Linked DNA regions of Homo sapiens: region 2 is linked to region 1. A link is a contact called in ENCODE Hi-C data. All regions are on one chromosome and are shown on one strand. Each heading gives the region's core, a stretch centred on a gene start or an enhancer-like site at or near the end of the contact. The rest is flanking DNA. Distances are from core to core; before and after follow the strand shown. Region 1 holds the start of PNISR (PNN interacting serine and arginine rich protein). Region 2 overlaps CRYBG1 (crystallin beta-gamma domain containing 1).

Evidence for each region. Hi-C counts contacts between places; a loop is a spot of excess contacts on that map. Pooled maps may share reads with other maps.
Region 2: a map of naive thymus-derived CD4-positive, alpha-beta T cell shows a loop between it and region 1 (8-fold over the local background). The contact joins the enhancer-like site here to the promoter of PNISR in region 1. A Hi-C loop is called at or near these places in 2 of 168 maps with a recorded cell type or tissue (both naive thymus-derived CD4-positive, alpha-beta T cell), 2 of 37 single-sample maps with no recorded cell type and 8 of 50 pooled maps.

What each region holds. Positions count from the first base shown.
Region 1 is chr6:99,423,850-99,427,108 of GRCh38, reverse strand. It overlaps PNISR (PNN interacting serine and arginine rich protein), which reads left to right and starts at 1,801. Exons shown (of 12, transcript NM_032870.4): 1 at 1,801-1,894. It overlaps PNISR-AS1 (PNISR antisense RNA 1), which reads right to left and starts at 2,238. Exons shown (of 3, transcript NR_125843.1): 1 at 1,995-2,238; 2 at 1,722-1,885. RefSeq lists enhancers at 1,000-1,049, 942-1,236, 1,120-1,339, 939-1,459, 1,460-1,979 and 3 more and a silencer at 2,143-2,323.
Region 2 is chr6:106,518,526-106,522,183 of GRCh38, reverse strand. CRYBG1 (crystallin beta-gamma domain containing 1) reads right to left here. Exons shown (of 22, transcript NM_001371242.2): 4 at 731-3,053. Among named protein-coding and RNA genes, the nearest start is that of RTN4IP1, 110 kb to the left of the region's middle. RefSeq lists enhancers at 1,218-1,267, 2,008-2,497, 1,720-2,919. Within about 2 kb of position 2,408, at least 24 of the 41 ENCODE cell types and tissues checked have a DNase peak (open chromatin) inside an H3K27ac peak, as active enhancers do.

The DNA.
Region 1 (3,259 bases), core at 552-3,051:
TGGTATATGTCCTTCTAGTTTTTGCTCCATACAGTGGTTTTTATTTATTTTATTCTTTTGAGACAGAGACTCACTCTGTTGCCCAGGCTGGAGTGCAGTGGAGGGATCTCGGCTCACTGCGACCTCTGACCCTGAGTTCAAGCAATTCTCCTGCCTCAGCCCCCCTAGTAGCTAGGATTACAGGCGCCTGCCACCACGCCCAGGTAATTTTTGTATTTTTAGTAGAGACGGGGTTTCACCATGTTGGCCAGGCTGGTCTTGAACTCCTGACCTCAAGTGATCTGCCCGCCTCGGCCTCCCAAAGTGCTGGGATTACAGGCGGGAGCCACCAAGCCCGGCCCATACAGTGATTTTTTAAAATCAGACTGTCCAGTAGTCTTATTTGTGCTAAGTGGAAATTAGGGAAAGGGTCAGAGAAATAGGGATTTCCTTTTGCCTTCAGTAGTATCCTCATGAACCTGCGTCATGGTGTTGTTAGGTGTAATTAATGAAGGTTTCTCACAAGATAAAATGTTATTTTGAGGACCACGTCCGTGGATTGGAGGAAAGGCAGATGGTTAGCTAGTGACGACTTTATTATAATGCTAATTCAGGAGTATCTGGGTCTCTAGTGCTGAGGAAAACTGAATTTTCATGCAAAGGGCATCTATATTTTCACATCTGTATCTTTATCCATCTAGCTGTGCTCTTACTATTTTGTTTCTACGGTAATTTGCTATTTCTTTTGCACGACAATTGCCCAATGAAATAATTCAGATACTTCGTGCACTTTGTCACGCAGAAGTTTTCATGTTACTCTCTGGAAAGGCACTTCCCAAGATGTAGCTAATAAACACTGTATCTTTGGAACATTTTTGTTTTCCTTTTAACTTGTAGCTCCTAGCCTGGAAATTGATACTTTTGACACTTGAACGTTGTTCATATAAAAACACTGTGAAATCAACATACTGTCTTTGAGGAATGGCATTGCATGCGTCCTTTTGAGAAGCCATCTTGTAGTTGAAGGAAAGCAGCAGGACGGAAACCAGACTTCCCCCCCACGGTTCCCTAAAAGTCACGGATAAAGAATGAAAAACCGGGACTAGTTAAGCCAAGGAGAGAAGAGCAAGTGTTCCCGGAAGGGGGCGCGATGTGTTGAGGTTAACAAAGAGAAAGACAGCTGCGGGGTCAGCTAAGGTCTCCGCTTTCGCTACCGACCCAGACTGCTCACCTTCACAAACTCACGTTTTCCTCAAGCGGCACCCTCGGCAGCGCTCAAGTGAGAGTATTCCATCCTTGGAATACTCCGAGAAGGTTCGAGCCAGAAGTTGGATTGCCTGAAATGCCGCTTCCAGCGCACTAAGTAACTTGAACTGCGCTAAGCAACTGGCCAGAATTGGTTTGGTTTGGTTTGACCCTGGGGTTCCTCCGTAGTCTGTAAGTGGAGTTGCGAACTCAACCCCTTCTCCAAGGCGGGAGTGTTTCTAGGAGGGAACATACTTCCCCTTAAAGGAAGATCACGTTGCTAAAGTAAAAAATTTGAAGGCGCCCTATGTGTAGAACACTTACGTTCTTGGCTTTCTGGCCACTATAAAGATGGGTCGGGAATGGCGCCAGCTACGTTAAAAAGTAACGTGCAGGAATGGTTCAGTTGCCCGGTGTTGACCAGAGTAGAGATGGTTTTGCCCACAAAAAAAATGGCGCCGAAACATGTCAATCCGCACAATCACGTGTTCACAAACCTGGATGAGAGATGGTATGGCTTCAGATGACAAACGGATGTTATTATTCTTTACTTCCGGGTGAGACAAATCGGGCGCCATCTTGTCTTGTTCCCGAAGAAGTAGAAGCATCGAAAGCGTTGGAGAGGTGTTACCGGAACGGCGGCGACAAGGGTGTTCCCGAACTAGAGTGGGTAAGTGATGGAGAACAATTATACGTGGGCACTTGCCGGACCATTACAACGTTCTTGGTTTCTGTGGCGAAGGTAGCATAACTTAAAATAGGCTGCGTACGCTGCTTGGCGCGACCGCTGGAACCTCATTCCTTTAAAGCGCTGCGGTCCGCCAGACTTGGTAAATCAGAGCGCTGCTTTCGCTGAAAAGGAAATGTCCTTGTTAAAGAGAGTGCTCACGGTCCCATCTTCTCACAGAGTTTCCTCTCGGACGAGAAGGGACTAATTGTTGGGTTCCTGACCGGCCGTTAAACACTGCGCGTGCGCAGTGGGAACCCCCTTGTGGGAAGGGGGTTCATGGGGGCGGAGGAGGCGGGGGCTCGCGACCTGGAGCTTATACCCTTTGAGGCTCTGACTACGCAGGCGCAGTTCCTTAGTTTGTGTTTTTCGTGTGTTCTTACCCAATGATGGATATTATGTGTTAAGCTTCGCTAAAGGTAGTATCCAATATTTCAGTTTTTTACCCTGTGGTGGATAGTATCGTCATCTGAACAAATTGAGCATTAGACAAATTTGTTTGTGGGTTGTTAAATTAACATTCTAGCTTAAGATTTTAATTCAACATTAATCTTTTACATCTTTTTACTTCCCCCTGCCCCCAAGTAAAACAAAATAAACTTAGAATTCCTCATTTGAGTGCAGCAGGGCGAAAACAACAGCAACCAGACTACTAAAGATTTTACTTGTGGAATTTTTTTGTAAAGTGGCAAAGGGCTTATAGAGAAAACAGTTCTTTAAAGATGTTCTTGAGAGTTTTTTTTTTTAACTTACTAATAGACTTTATGTTTTAGAACAGTTTTTGTTTACGTTGAGCACATACGACGTCCCCACTACACACACAGTTTATCTTCTTATTAATAGATGTTAGTATGGTACATTTGTTGCAACTAATGAACCAATAATGATAAATTATTAACTAAGGTCCATAGTTTATTCCTACTTCCTCACATTTTACCTAAAGTCCTTTTTCTGTTCCAGGATGCCAGCTAGGATATCACATTACATTTAGTTGTTGTATATTCTTAGGCTGTATATTCTTGGCTGTGACAGTTTCTCAGGCTTAACTAGTTTTTGATGACTGTTAAGGGCTGACTTGTGCCCCTCTAAAATTCGTATCTTGAAGTCCTAACCTCAGTACCCCAGAACGTGACTGTATTTGGAGAGAGGGTCTTTAAAGAAGATGAGGTCACTAGGGTGGACCTTAGCCCAATATATTAATAACTGCTGTCCTTATAAGAAGAGAGTAGGATACAGAGGGATGATCATGTGAAGACATAGGGAGAAGACAACCATCCACAAGCCAAGGAGAGAGGCCTTAGAATGAAA
Region 2 (3,658 bases), core at 1,159-3,658, 7.1 Mb before region 1:
CAAATCTTCAAAATTCTAAGTATAGCACTGAGCATTTTTACATAGAATAGGTAAGAAAAAGCAACTCATCTGTCTCTGAACTCTAAAAGCTTACCTATACCTTTCATAATACAACATATAAATTCACATGTGCCTTAAAAGATTTATTGCCAGCCAGTCAGGATGGCTCACACCTGTAATCGCAACACTCTGGGAGGCCGAGGCAGATGGATCACGAGGTCAGGAGTTCGAGACCAGCCCAGCCAATATGGTAAAACCCCCGTATTTGTATTTTCAGTCTTTACTAAAAATACAAAAATTAGCCAGGCGTGGTGGCACGCGCCTGCATTCCCTGCTACTAGGGAAGCCGAGGCAGAAGAATCGCTTGAACCCAGGAGGTGGAGGTTGCAGTGAGCTGAGATTGCACCACTGCACTCCAGCCTGGGCGACAGAGCGAGACTCTGTCTCAAAAAAAAAAAAAAAAAAAAAAAAAGATCATGTGCCTTAGAGCATTTGTAGCTTTATCTCCCTGCAAGACTACAGATGCCTTCAGTGAAGACTCTTAGTACATTTTTTTCTTGCACTCTAACGGTCCCTTGTACATTGCAGGTTTTCAAATATGTGATGAATGAATAAAAACTATAGCACATAAGCTTAACCATTTCTAAAAGAATAACATGAGTTGCTCATCATCCTTCTCTTCCCTTGCTTTAAAAATACCCCAAATAAATAATAACACATTGCTACTTACCATTGTGTCTGATAATGACATTCCAGAAAAAGAAATGCTTGGGTCATACCGGCTTGATTTGAAAAGACCCATGAAGTCGGTGTCACTGTTTGCACAGTTTGGCAAGTTTGATTTAATAACACTTTCAATATGATTAGCCTTTTCCATATCATCATTCTTCAGTTTTGACAATTCAGAAAATTTAGTTTCTGGCAAGTGTAGGTTGCTTCGTGAATCCAGATCTTCTTTGGTTTTCTCTTTTTGCGGGTATTTTTCCATGTGGCTTGGACTTTTCAAACTGGAGTGTGATGTACTTGACGAGTTGAAATTGAAGACCTTTAAGGAGTTGTCGGGCAGAAGATTTGACTGTTCTTTGTTCAAACCACAGGGCGGGGCACCCTCAGTCGTGGGCTGTGACACTGAAGACTGAGATAGGGAACCGTTCTGAGAAGTACTGAAAGCCGTGGTCATAGTGTTGACTGATGTCACAGAAGGAGAAAAGATTTTGTCTTGTGGTAAAGAAGATAACAAGCTTGAGAAAAGTGCACTTTTTTCTAGTCTCGATCTCTTAATGCCACCATTTGTGACGTCCCTGTTCTCTTTGTCATTGATTTCCGGCATCACCAGAGGCTCACTGTTCCCATTAGTGTTGGTGTGCAGGGACTTGAAGAGGACGCTCTGTTCAGCAGATGCACGTTTGGGTCTCAGTTTGGATTTTGTGTCAAGGTTCTGCATCAAATGTAAAGCCGGTGACATTTCTGGCTGACTTTCCTTCTTCTTCCCCAAACCAAAGGTAAACACTTTGGGATCAAACACCTTTTCTAAATGGTCTTCGTGAATAGGAGGCATGGCAAAGTGAGGAGCAGGAGAGTTTGGCATCCTGGCCTTCTTTCTTTTCATGGGCATACAAACTGCGCTATCCATCTGTTTTATAATTTCAGTGAATTTTTCCATATCAGAAGAAGAATCAAATACACTATCATCACTACCAGCAGAAATGTTCAAAAGGCTGGCAGGGCTATCCTGGCCATTTGTAACAGTCTGATCTGGCCTTTGAGGAGTGGCTAAGTGATTTCCGCTGCTGGGAGAGTTGGTGGGACTGGATTCAGCCATCAGGGGTGTTCTGCTGCCCTGACTTTGAGCCTGAATAGGCAGAGTTTTCTCTGATGCTGGCGGTATGACTTGTGGGCCAGATTTTGCCGCGAGCTCTGCTGTGCAATGAGAGTGTTCATTGCCCAGTACTTCCTCTTGTGGGGGAGCACAACTTGCAACGGAAACCACTTCAGGTTCATTACTGTGACAAGTTGGCAACTGCACTTCTCTAACTTCAGAGCTCTCTGGGATGACCTGGGAGCTCACATCCTGGGTGCTCTCCACGGGGAGCACGAAGGACCTGACCTGGACGAGGACTCTGGATGGACACTCACTTCCCACAGCTTCTGGACTACGCTCTGTGGACAAAGGAGGGGTTGTTTCTCCTCCAAGTTCTAAAAGTGGCATTTTCTCATTGTTCTGACGAGACACAGGCAAAACACATCCTTTATGGTTTTCTGACACTTTTAGATCAGTGCATGGGAAACTGCTTATGGGTGATTGAACACATGTGTCTTTGGGAACATCCCCAGGAGCGGGTGCAGACAGTGAAAGAGAAGGCCCAGGAGATGACTCAGCAGGGGACTGTGAGTCAGAAAATGTATGCTGTGGCTTTGGCATGGCCGTTGGAGGTAAATCTTTGGTATCCACAGTGGTGGGGATGTCTTGTGCTGTATCGGTTACATTTTCAAGTACAAGGCTTTTGCTGTCTGCAGCCTCTGAGTCCTCCTTCTCTAAGAGCTTATGATCCTTGACAGGAATCAGAGCAGAAGCCACTGGTTCTGAAAGGCAGCCAGCATCTGTTTGTACATCTGCTTTATCATCTTGGTTAGGCTGAGGACCAAGAGCTTGATTCTCAGAAGAGTCTCCATTCATTCCTCTGGTTGCTGGCAGAATCTCTTCTTCCGAGACGGTAACTTTGGTTTCTATAGCAGTTTCCTTAACCAGCACACCATTCTGGGGACTGTTTGGCATTACTTTCTTTTCAGGTTGCTCCATTTCTTTGGCTTTTTTGGCTAAATTCAGCTTTGCCCTCCCAACAAACGTTTTACTAGAGGCAGGAGTATTCCTTTGGCCTCGAATGTCAGTGTGTCTTGGGCTACTGTTTGTCCGTTTGTTTTCAAATAAGGAGATTTTGGTGGCAGTGTTGCCTTTGTGAACTGGCTGGCTAAATGGATTGTGCTCATTTCCCAAACTGTCAAGATTCTTAGGGGTTTTAAGATTTAGTTCCACATGTTTGGGCTTGGCAGGGCTGTGAGGAAAAAGCAGGAAGATAAAGTTATTGACCTAGTTTTAAAAAGTGAACACACAAACCAATTAATTATAAAACTATGAAAAGCCAACATCTCCCTGATATATAACATTTGGAGTGTGGTGTGTGTGTGTGTGTATGTGTGTGTGTGTGTGCGCACACATGTGTTTTTAAGACAAGGTCTTGCTCTGTCGCCAAGACTGGAGTACAGCAGTGTGATCATAGATTGCTGCAGCCTCGAACTCCTGGGCTCAGGCAATCCTCCTGCTTCAGCCTCCCAGGTAGCTGGGACTACAGGCACATATCACACACCCAACTAATTTTTTTATTTTTATTTTTTTGTAGAATGGGGTCTATGTCACCCAGGCTGGTCTCAAACTCCTGGCTTCAAGCAATCCTCCCATCTTGGCCTCCCCAAGTGCTGGGATTACAGGCATGAGCCACCATTCTCTGCCACATTTGTTTTTTAATGAAACTATTTTTAAATAGTCCTAAGTACACTACCAACTATTTTTAATGGGTGTTTTGCTTGCATATGAGGGATCGGAAGATTATATAGCCAAGAAACTCTAGGGATGAGGGATGAACTAATTTATTGAGTACGT